2 separate regions of the Homo sapiens genome follow, and region 2 is linked to region 1. A link is a contact called in ENCODE Hi-C or POLR2A ChIA-PET data. All regions are on one chromosome and are shown on one strand. Each heading gives the region's core, a stretch centred on a gene start or an enhancer-like site at or near the end of the contact. The rest is flanking DNA. Distances are from core to core; before and after follow the strand shown. Region 1 overlaps LOC105374925 (a long non-coding RNA gene). Region 2 has its middle 140 kb from the start of NEDD9.

Region 1 (5,994 bases), core at 658-3,157:
AGCGGACGTAGCGCAATGTGAGGCGAGAGATGAGAGTGGTACATCCTAGCAAGGAAACTCCCAGTCTTGGAGGTAATGGAGAACCATTGATGAATTTTAAGGATTTTAAGAATAGGCATAATGTAGTCAAATTCACACTCAGTGAAGTAGTCCTTGAACCATTGTTCACTGCACCACATGGTCACAGTCTTATTAAGCTGACAGTTGAAAGTTTCATTGGAAAACAAACCTGGCAGTTCTTGAAATGGAAACATGAAGGTAATGCAGGGCCTACAACTCTAGGTTGCAAAAAGATCAAGGACATTTCATAGATCTTGCCTTACTTTTCCTCTTAGGGCAAAACACACATTACAAAGACCCTCAAATGATGCTCACTGTTACCAACATTTTTTTCTAATCTTACATCTTTCATCCTAAATGCTCATGAAAGACATGTTGCTTCTGGTTCAAACTTGGGCCAATGACAATGCTTTTCATGTTTGTTGACCCAATAATCAGCCATTGCACTCAAAGACTTAGAGCGGATCAGTTTAAAAACAGCTATTACTGCATTTGAACTACAGCTCCCCTCCAGCCCTCTGTATGTCTGGGCTTGCTGCTGCCACAGGAAAGCTCCTAGTTCTACCCAGGGAGGGATTGTGTTTCTCAGCCTGTTTCAGCACCAACCCGTAAAAGCTGCTTATGTCAAATGTCAGTTAATTGCAAACTTACCCGTGAGGTTTAATTGACCTTATTCCACAACAAGTGTGGCCATATGAAATAAACCCAAAGATTCATGATCAGGCAGGTCTAAGTGTTGCATTTTGGAGAATGGCAAGGGGTCGTTTTTGGAAGGAGATGGAGCACCTCCTATGCTAATCTCATGAGATTAGCTTTAAACATCTTCAGTTTCCTCCAGTCAATAATTTGTTATGGAACTGTCATTTTACATTTAAACATTTTTTGAACCCTTTTATTTTTGCACCCTTTAGCGTTGGGATAAAAAATTCTTAAGTCATATCTCCTCCCCACTCCCACCACCGCCACACTGTTTTATATAATACTTCCTTTTACTATTTTACTGTTTTAAATTTATCTACCTTCCTGTCCACACCCCCCACCCCCGCCTCACCCTGTTGCTTCAGAAAAACTCATGATTTGTGGAGGAGTAAATGCTCACAACTATCTATTCTCTCAGCCCTACATCTCTCTCAACTTGCGTCTCTCTGGACAGAACAATTTTTATCTTTTTAGCAATTCTTATACCGCAGTTCCCCTTCACTGCCATAATTCTGGTGAACTCACTGTTTGAGATCAGTCTCCACTGTTCCCCATGGAGATCACCAAAGCCGATACTACCAGAAGCTCACATTTGAGCCCTGCAGAACATTGAGGAAAAGAGCATTTTGGGTTTGGTTTGATTTGTTTCAGCTATTTTTTCCCCTCTCTAGAAACATGGGTAGGTGGAGCTTACCAGGTGAGGTTGCTGACTTTCTTCTCTAGAGTCTGTAGAGTAGAGTATCTACACAATATTCCATTTGTGAAAATTTGCACAATAGACTAGATAAACAACGGATTACGGAGAAAACAGCCCTAATACTCAGACCCTAAAGCAGTGCTAGGTTAACAACAAGGTGCTTACTTGCTTGGGGTGCCAGCCAAAGTCAGAACAATGAGGCTTTCATGGACTTATCCAGAATTTTATAACTGATAAAAAGAAATCATTTTATGTTTTGTGGTTTAGTATTGCTTTAATCTGGGTTTATATATGGGAGGAGGCACCAAAATATTTCAGTGCTTGGGGACTTAGACTAAAAGCCACAAGGAGGAAGAGAAAAAGCAGGAAACAGGCTGCCCTTTGTCACGGACCTTGTCTTTCCTGGCACTCTTTGGCTCTGGTTTTCACAGACATGAGTCTGATGAGAATGCTGAGTGATTGGCTTCCAGTCTCAGCAGAGTGTATATGAGGAAAGAAAGCACTGGTTGCCTTTGCTACGTCTAGCCTATGTCTCCACCTCCCCCAGTGTATCCTAGTTAGCCCCTCCCCAAGCTTACCCCCTGGTCATTCTCACGGGGTCCTGTTTTTTACCCTAGGCCTCTTAGTGCTCTCTGTTCCCGCCAAAATATCTTTCAGATCCGTTAGTCATATTAAATTAGCAACAGCTCTTTACAAGTTAAAGGTCTTCTCCCTCCCACAGATAATGTCATACCAACACGGGTTAAAGTCTTAGCTAAAGAAGGAGTGTCTAACTTTGGATTCTCAGTCATAAACCAGTGGAAAGGACATCTGACTAGGGGGCAGGTGATCTCAGTGCATCTAAGCTCCCGCTGTATGGACTCGTGCTGCCTAACAGAGTAGCTACCAGTTGCATGGGACGATTACAATTTAATTAATTAAAATTACATAAAATAAAAAACTCACTACCTCAGTCACACTGGCCACGTTTGACCCACTCAATAACCACATGTGGCTGGTAGCTCCCACATCGGACAGCACAGATACTGATCATTTCTGGTCTCACAGGAAGCTCCCCATTGGATGGTGCAAATCTAAGTAATTTCCTTCTTGGCTTATGCAAAGGCAAGGCCCTCCCCAGTGCAGGGTTGCTCAGGCTTAGCACTATTGCCATCTTGGACTGGATTCTTCTTTGTTGGGGGTGGGGATGTCCTGTGCATTATAGGATGTTTAGAAGCCTCCCTGGTCTCTATCCCCTACATGCCAGTAACAGCCACCGCCCCCCCCACCCAGTTGTGGCAGTCAAAAAACATCTCGAGACATTGCTAAATGTCCCCTAGGGGACCCCTACACTGAAGTTGGCTGGAGCTCTGGGGATCAGGGAGGACATCTGCAAGCGTGCTTATGAGTTGTAAGCTCTAAGAGGGGAGGGACATTGCACAGGGCAGGTCAGGCACATTGTAAGTGCTCTTAAAACATTACAGTTGAGAAGAATTTCAGAGTAACATTTATAGCCAAGAAAGATATTCTTCCCCCAACTTGGGCATTCCCTTGATGTTAAATTGTCCTGTGCGTCAAAACCCTAAAGAACTGCAGGGAAGCCTATAACCCCAAAGGAAGGCAGAGAAAGGTCCTGGGGGACAGGTTGTGGGGTGAGTTAACTTATTCCAGCCAAGGTGAAGGAGTTGCCCCGGGCTTCACTCTGAGACTTGGAGCCTAGTGTGCTAAGCTCCCAGTTCCCAAAGTGACCATTCCCACGCTGAATGTCATTACTGCCTCATCAGCAGCTTGTCAGCTGTAATTTCTAATCCCAAGCCGGGTCTCTCTTCCCAGGACCAAAGTCATAAAGATGTTTGCCCTTGCACGGGTGTTTGACATGTGCTAGGCCATATTTGTGCATTTGTCTTAGGGCCCTCTTGAGGGCTTAGCACTTCTCTCTGACCCAGGCAAGACTTTATGTGCTGTGCATTCCTCCTGAACATGATGTCATGCTTGTGCCTCACCATGGAATTCTGCAGCCAGGCACTGGGGCTCAAGTCCAAAGACGGGAAGACTTAAAAGGCTCAAACAAGCAAATGTTTGTCATTATTTAAGATTTTAAGACAACTGAATTCTGAAATGTTTATGGTCCTGGCCTCCTTTGTGGGTCATCAATGACCTCTTCCCTTTTAGGAGGTATCTCATGGAGAGGGCGTCTTGGCCTGCTCCCCTCTGGGGCCACTAACTCACACCAGAGCTGACTCAACCATTCCAGGGGAAGATTGGTAAGAAGTTTATTCACCAGACATGTCTAGCTGAAATGAATGAAATCAAACTCAGCAGAAGTCAACACTTAGCACGGAAGGCAAAGTAGAGACAAAGGGTCACCCGGCTGCTGCACACCGGCCTTTAGCTTTAGCTCAAGTTGTTCTGCTTTAAAGGACAATGCCAATCATCTCATAAGTAAATGAAGACAATGATTCAACAGTGCTGTCAAGTTTGAGAGAAAAGAGAAGCCATCCCTACACCCAACACTTAATATATTGTTAGGCTTGGGGTGGGTTGCCCAGTGCCTTCTGGGATGACCTGTGCTCTTTTCTTTTATCCAGGAGCAATTAGAATCAATCTGCTTCATCTGGAAGTTCTGCCCAAGGGTCTGGCACCATAGGAAGTTGTCCAGGATTATTTTAACCCTGTTACAGGATCCAAGTAATTCCTGATATGTATGAATGTAAAGCCCATTCTTGTATTCAGCGTTTCTCAGTGGAGATACTTTTGACATTTTGGGTGGGATGAATCTTCCTTATGGGAGTGTCTCCAGCACACAACAGGGCACAGAATGCAAGTGGTGTCCTCCTCTGGTCATTGTCACAACCATCCACCCACCAATGCACGCACTCCCAGGCACCACGTGGTGGGTGGCACTGCCCCCACTGAGCACATTGCAAGCTTATTGCCACAGAAACTAGAATGCTAGTACTACCCATGGGAGCAGGCAGCAGGCCTGTTCTTTATTTATTTCACTCTTTGATTCTGCAGACCTCAGATTTACCCACTGTTATTGATCTGTGGAAGGCTTTTGACTGTCCATTTTCCCCCTAGGGTGAGCTCATATAAGTGGAAGAGAAGCAAAGAGATAGCTGTTGCACAGCTGTTCCATTCCTGCTCCCTGTTGATCTCCTAATGTTGTGAATACACCCTAAGAATTCTCCCAGGTGTGGATTAAGACGACTTAAGCCAGGAGGAAATTTGCCCCAAGGCAAAGCATCCTCTTTTCCCTCTGCAGAAACTTTGTCCAGGCACCCTAGCATGAGGGATTGCCTCCCCATCTAACATCTTCACACAGGCCCTCTTGCTGGACCCACATTAATGGACGGCAGCTTCTGACTTCCAGCAGGCCCTCTTTCACTTTCCATCGTCTTTCTCTGTCTGTGTTTTATAGCATGAGGCACTGAAGTTATCAGGTGATCAGAGAAGACTAGAACTGGATATAAACCAACAGATCATCGAGTAACGTGGCTTTCAACCTCCAGACTTCGAGGTCTATTGACTGTGAAGATACTGGAGGGGACTCAAAAGCTATTATCATTTTCTAAAATGGTGTCAGAACTGTTCGATGTACTTTAAATAGGACTCACAGGTGTATTAAAATGTCAAGTTTTCTTTTGCCTAAAACTGTATGAACGCGGTGCAATAACTGGTTATTTCAATGCTGACAAAAGTTCTGATTGACAGAACTTGCACTCATTATATATCACTCAGTACCTAATTGATATGATAATTTTGAAATCAGGAAGACTGTGGAGAGAGATTAGTAAGAGGTCCTTAGTGGTAAAAGGACTAAGGAAATTGTAGTCCGATTGTCTCTTTCTTCAAAAGTTGAGGCCCAGAGATGTTAAGTGACTTGCTGACAGTTGGATGATTAATGCCCTAGAACTATGGTGGCCATGCCACACCAGTACAGTCCCTATGTGCTCCTGTTGTCCCAGCATCATCACCAGTAGGAATCCCTGTCGCTCTCAAAAGAAATCCAGTTTGATTAATAAGTTACATGGTCACTCTACCTAAAACCCAAGTCTCCAACTGCCAATTCATCCCTTTTCTCACCACACAACTCTACCTCTTTCTCTCTTTTTCCTGGTTCTCAAAATTGTTTCTCCTATCTGAATGCATCTCTTATGTTTTCACAAGTAAGTCATCCTCAAAGTTTGGGCGACTATAAATGACAGCTCCAAATCCAGATGGCCTGAACCGTGGGACCTTTTGTTCCTGAGTGGAGGGGGAAGGAAGATGGTACGGGGCAGGGGCAGCTGGGCCCCAGGCAAGCCCAGGGCCTTGCCCAAGCCTCAGACAGCCACCCATGTGCTCCTGTGTTCTCAGTGACAAAGGCCAGGAGGGGCAGAGGGAAGCTGGTGAATTTTTATGATTTAAAAAATATGAATCCACACTGGATAGAAAAAAATACAATGTAAAACACCACCCATGCCGCTCTGAAAGTCTAGAATGTCCAGGTGACTCCAGAATGGTGTTCATAGACTTTGGCAATACTTTGAAAACCTCTGTGAACAATAAAAGTTAAG
Region 2 (6,072 bases), core at 696-3,195, 44 kb before region 1:
CTTTAAACTCTTCCAGCCTCTCCCTTACCCCGTTCCAAAGTCACTTCCACATTTTCAGTTATCTTTATAGCAATGCTCCACTTCTCAGTACCAATTTTCAATTTTCTGTGTTAGTCCGTTTTGCATCACTATAAAGAAATACCCAAGGCTGGGTAATTTATAAAGAAAAAAAGTGGGGACCGGGCACGGTGGCTCACGCCAGTAATCCCAGCACTTTGGGAGGCCGAGACGGGCGGATCACGAGGTCAGGAGATCGAGACCACCCTGGCTAACACAGTGAAAGCCCGTCTCTACTAAAAATACAAAAAATTAGCTGGGTGTGGTGACGGGCGCCTGTAGTCCCAGCTACTCAGGAGGCTAAGGCAGGAGAATGGCATGAACCCGGGAGGCGGAGCTTGCAGTGAGCCGAGATCACGCCACTGCACTCCAGCCTGAGTGATAGAGTGAGACTCCGTCTCAAAAAAAAGAAAGAAAAAAGAAAAAAGGGTTGATTGACTTATGGTTCTGCAGGGTATACAGAAAGCATGGTGCTGGCATCTGCTTCGGGTGAGGCCTCAGGAAGGTTACAATCATGGCGGAAGGAGGAGCCAGCATATGACATGGCAAGAGAGAGAGAAAAGGACAGAAGGGAGAGGTCCCAGAGTCCTTTAAACAACCAGATCTTGGGTGCGTTAACTGAGTGAAAACTCACTCACCATCAAAGGGACAGCACTAAGCCACTCATGAGGGATCTGCCCCCATAATCCAATACCTCCTACTAGGCCCCACCTCTAACACTGTGGATCACATTTCAGCGTGAGATTTGGAGGAGACAAACATCCAAATTATATCACCTACCACAAAAGGAACTATTGTCTTAAAATTTTGTTAGTCATTCCCTTACTTTACTTTTTGATTGGCCTCCTAGGTCTAAGTGTATGCATAGACATATATGCATAGGTATATATACAATTTGCATATAGTCAATTTCTGCCTGTTTGGGAACTGTAAGTAAATATAATCATACATAAGCATTCTTCCAAGACTTGCTCTAGGGTCAACATGATATTTCTGAGTGTTATCCATGTTGATGCCAAGAGATGTTGATAATTCATTTTCACAGCTGTATAGTATCCTATTGCATGAATGTATGACAGTCTATCATTTCTATCAGTTGGCAGTGCTAAGTCATTGACAAAAATGATGGTTCAGAGTTAGGATTTCAAGAAGGCACAATTGCCACCAAATTTATCCCTGTTTCATGCACAAACTACTTGAGCAGAGAAGTGAAAATTTTGCCTCAAGTTAGAAGCAGGTTTTAGCTAGGGGACATCAAAGGAGGGAAGGGGTCTTAAATGGGAGAGGAAGAAAGGGCTAAAGTGACTCCCCAAGATTAAAAAATAAAAACAAAAAGAAAAAAAAGAATCTTCCTGGACAGACAATTTGTGACTGGGCTAGCCCATGCTGATTGTGGGCAAATTAAGGCTTTCACTCTCACTGTCACTTCCCCTCCAGATAAGCCCTTGGGGAAAAGTTCTATATGAATACTTAATTTACAAAAGTATTGTTCCCCAGACCAGCAGATTGGGTTCCATGAAGGTCCATCACTTTGCTTGATCCTGAAGAGAACCAAATTTCATATAGTGCTCATCTATAAGCTTCCTATTGATGTATTTTTTATATTCACCTTTTTCTATAGCATATGCGACTATGCAGCTACCACACAGTTATCAAATAGTAGTGTCCATGAACCTTTAGTAACCTTTGACTAGTTTCCATGACTCTGAAATTCCCCACCCACAGCTTCACTTGTAAAGAGTGGAAATATTTAGAGGAAGTGAGACTATCAGCAGCTCAGCCTCACCATGGGAAGCATTTTCTCCTCAAAGCACAGTAGTATGCTGGTGCCTTCTGTCACACTATCAGGACATGGCTTTAGCAAGTACAGTGTCCTCTCAGCACCTGTTCCTCATGCAGGTGCTTTGCATCATATAATCGTCGAAACATTAAGGAAGTAATGCTCTTTGTCACTCCACCGGAGTGGAGAAGTTAAAGTCAAGAGTGTACTTCAGGGGTTGTATCACTGGTTTGGCTTTAGTAGTTGTGAGGTCTTGATGGGTGAGAGTGATCCCTGGCAAATGACATATATTGATTGATTCATTGAGTGAGCAAAGGAGTAAGGTGGGTGTATTAGGGTTCTCCAGACAAACAGAACCAATGGAATGTGTGTGTGTATATATATACATATATATATAGAGAGAGAGAGAGAGAGAGAGATTTATTTTATGAAGTTGGTTCACACAATTATGGAGACTGGCAAGTCCAAAATCAGCAAGGCAGGCTGGCAAGCTGGAGATCAGGGAAGAACTGACATTGCTACTTGAGTCCGAAGGCACTCTGCTAGCTGAATTCCTTCTTGCTCTGTGGATGTCGCTCTTTTTTCTATTAAGGCCTTCAACTGATTGGAGGCCCACCTACATTATGGAAGGTCATTTGTTTTGCTCAAAGCCTACTCATTTAAATGTTAATCTTTTAAAGAAGATAGCTTTGCAGTGACATCCAGAAGAATGTTTGATCAATATCTAGGTACCTTGGCTTAGCCAAGTTAACACGTAAAATTAACCATCTCAGATACTGTATCCATTTCAGAAAATAATTTAGTAGATATTAATATTTATTGAACATCTGTTAAGGACTCTGTATGGGCCAGGCACCATATTAGGTGCTGGGGATTCAGCAGGAAAGCCAGCCAGACAAAATCCCTATTTTCAAGAAGCTTACATATGGAAGGGTGGAGGTTTGAGTAATTAAAACACTCGCAGTAGTTTTCATGCCTTCAAGAAGCACTGCAGATACAACTCAAGTCAATCAAATCCATTCTCCCATATACATATGGTATTGGGGTATAGTGAAAAGAGGAACAGAGGTTCTGACTTCCTGGACTTTGTCTTCTACTGAGGACCTCAGGTCTAAATTATATGATGACCATAGACACATTTTAACAATTATATACAACATGTTATTCATTATGTAGCTTTCAAAAGCACATATAATTCAGTTATAAAGGATGATGAAAATTAACAAATTGCATACAATTGTATTAAAAATAAAGTGACAAAGGTATTTTGTACATGATTATTTCATTTTCTTCATGAGTTTTTTTTTTTTAATTTTTATGGCAAAACAGTTCAAGGAACCACTTAACGAAGGTGTTTGATTTCAAAAGAATTGATTTGGGAAGACAGAACTGCTTGATGATGTCTGTTTCTTTGTTAGCTTTAAGTAACTGGTTTACTCAATTGGCCTCTTCCTTCATTGTGTTTTGGAGTTTTTTTGACTGAAGCAAAGACAAGCATTAAAAATAAAGACATTGGTTTATGTTGTTTAGAACTGAGAATCCATTTAAAAAAAATGAATTGGAGTATCTATGCCAGATTGCTCTTACATGATATATGTGGCCATGGGCAGAGGAGGGTTGCATTCTTAATTTATGCCCTGAAAGAATATCAGGCTTATTTCTCAAAAGGAAAAATACAAATGGCAAGCAGGTATATGAATAGGTGCTCAACATCACTGATCCTCAGAGAAATGCAAATCAAAACTACAATGAGATATCATTTCACCACAGTTAAAATGGCTTATATGCAAAAGTCAGGCAATAACAAATTCTACTGAGGATGTGAAGAAAAGGGAACCCTCATATACTGTTAGTGGGAATGTAAATTAGTATAACCACTGTGGAGAACAGTTTGGAGGTTCCTCAAAAAACTAAAAATAGAGCTGTCATATGATCCAGCAATCCCACTCACATATACCCAAAAGAAAGGAAATCAATATATTAAAGACATATCTGCAGTCCTGTGTTTATTGCAGCACTCTTCACAAGTGCCAAGATTTGGAAGAAACCTAAGTGTCCATCAACAAATAAATGGATAAAGGAAATGTGGTACATATACACAATGGAGTACTATTCACCCATAAAAAAGAATGAGATCCAGTCATTTGCAGCAACATGGATGGAACTAGTGGTCATTATGTTAAGTGAAATAAACCAGGCACAGAAAGACAAATTTCACATGTTCTCACTTACTTGTGGGAGCTAAAAATTAAAATAATTGAACTCATAAAGACAGACAATAGAGGGATGGTTACCAGGGGCTGGGAAGGGTAGCGTTGTGGGTGGGGGGGATTATGGGGGGCAGGTAGGGGAGATAGATAATGAGTACAAGTCATAGAAAGAATGAGTAAGACCTAGTATTTGCTAGCACAACAGGATGACCGTAGTCGAAAATAATTTAATTGTACATTAAAAAATAACTAAAATATTGTAATTGGATTGTTTGTAACACAGAGGATAAATGCTTGAGGTGATGGAGACCCCATGTACCCTGATGTGATTATTACACATTGCATGCCTGTATCAAAACATCTCATATAACCCATAAATATATACACCTACTATGTATCCACTGAATTTTTTTAAAAAGAAAAAAAACAGCCTTTAATTAGAATATTTGCATGTCACAGGCTAGGGCTAATAATCCAATTAAAGTTTTAGGTAAGGGCTGGAGGACACAGGGATGTGTAGCACACGTTGATGTACCTCAAAGAGGGGAATTCTTCTAAGAAAGCGTCATCACGATTTCTCACCTGTTATCTACAACCTTCAACCCATTGCTCTAAAAAATCTTACATTTGAGTTGAAGAAAGAACAAATACGTTTGTAAAACAAAAATCACATTTAAAAAATAGCTAAATATGTTGCTAAGTGAAAGAAGCCAATCTGAAAAAGCTGTATATTGTATGATTCTAACTAGAACGTTCTGGAAAAGATAAAACTAGGGTACCAGTAAAAAGATCAGGGGTTCCCAGGGACTGCAAGGAGGGAGGGATGAATAGGTGAGGCATGGAAGATTTGAGGGCAGTGAAAGTCCTCTGCGTGATACGATAGTGGTAGAAGCGTGTCACTGTGCATTTGCCCAATCCCATAGAATGTACACCACCAGGTGCGAACCCTACTGTCAACTATAGACTTGGGGTCATAATGATGTGTCAATGCAGGTTTATTGATTGTAGCAAATGTGCCAGTCTGTGGAGGGAGGTCGACAGTGGGAGAGCCTGTGTGCATGTGGGAGCAGGAGGTATATGGGAAATCTCTGTACCTTTTTCTCAATTTTGCTGTGAACCCAAAAGTGCTCTAAAAAATAGTCTTTTTTTAAAAGGAGCTAAGTGGCCTCTTTGATGTTCCCCCAGAAGGCCAAGAAAGTGCCCAACACCGGACGTTTGCACTGACAGTCCCTCTGCCTGGAAGGACCTTCTGGGAGATCCCTGCCAGGCTCCGTCCCCTTCCTCATTCAGCTCTGGGCCACAAGTCACCCAATCCGCCAGCCCTCCCTCACATGCCATGCAAAATGGCCACGGGGTCACCTCTGTCACCCTCCCCGTTGTCACCTGTCCTCAACACCACCCGACGCCGTGCAGACTGACGTACTGGCTTATGGTCTGTTTCTGCCTCTGAACCGTTGGCTCCGTGGGTGGGTGAAGGACGTTATTTTGTCCCCTGCTGTGTTCTTGGCACATGGGAGGTGCTGGAGGGACATCTGCTGAAGGAACGAGTGAGTGAGCCAGTGAGTGGATCATCCAGTGAGCGTGAGGGACGGGTGCTACCAGGCAGGGAAAGAAGCTCTCTGTAAGCAGGGAAGCCTGCTCAGAAGTGAAGCTGGTATGGCCCTTGCAAAACGGGAAGGACACAGAAAAGCATGAGGAGATTGTGAGGGGAAGAAAAGGCGGCTTGAGGAGAGCCTTGTGCACCTAGTGGGTCGGTGAGGGAACCATTTGGACTGGAATGCAGGTCTTGGGAGGACAGGGGTGGGAGCCGTCCTCCAGCCGTGTGTGCGTGCTGTAGGCAAAGGCAGACTTTTCCTCAGGAAAGCAAATTTGGATCCGCTCCAGCATTTGAATAACAGCCTGATTGAAAAACAAAGCTCTACTCTACATAGCAGAGCAAAGAATGGTTTTGGTCAGAGCATTTTTCAAAGACAATGTTCCTCACTTCTTGCTTCAGCATAGGAAAACGTCAGCAGAGCTTCGGTG

Evidence for each region. Hi-C counts contacts between places; a loop is a spot of excess contacts on that map. ChIA-PET counts read pairs that join two places held with the same protein, here RNA polymerase II (POLR2A). Pooled maps may share reads with other maps.
Region 2: a loop to region 1 is called in a map of B cell, with 2.1 times the contacts of the local background. The contact joins two enhancer-like sites. A Hi-C loop is called at or near these places in 8 of 168 maps with a recorded cell type or tissue (B cell, CD14-positive monocyte, Caco-2 and 4 more), 27 of 37 single-sample maps with no recorded cell type and 17 of 50 pooled maps. POLR2A ChIA-PET finds 5 or more read pairs at or near these places in 15 of 52 experiments (CD4-positive, alpha-beta T cell, CD4-positive, alpha-beta memory T cell, CD8-positive, alpha-beta T cell and 9 more).

The regions. Positions count from the first base shown.
Region 1 is chr6:11,326,489-11,332,482 of GRCh38, reverse strand. All of the region lies in intron 5 of LOC105374925 (a long non-coding RNA gene), which reads right to left. It also overlaps a transcript of NEDD9 not described here. Among named protein-coding and RNA genes, the nearest start is that of NEDD9, 97 kb to the right of the region's middle. Within about 2 kb of position 1,907, at least 6 of the 41 ENCODE cell types and tissues checked have a DNase peak (open chromatin) inside an H3K27ac peak, as active enhancers do; they include CD14-positive monocyte, where a contact is called at or near this core.
Region 2 is chr6:11,370,229-11,376,300 of GRCh38, reverse strand. It overlaps a transcript of NEDD9 not described here. Among named protein-coding and RNA genes, the nearest start is that of NEDD9, 140 kb to the right of the region's middle. RefSeq lists enhancers at 5,066-5,565, 5,566-6,067. Within about 2 kb of position 1,945, at least 4 of the 41 ENCODE cell types and tissues checked have a DNase peak (open chromatin) inside an H3K27ac peak, as active enhancers do; they include CD14-positive monocyte, where a contact is called at or near this core.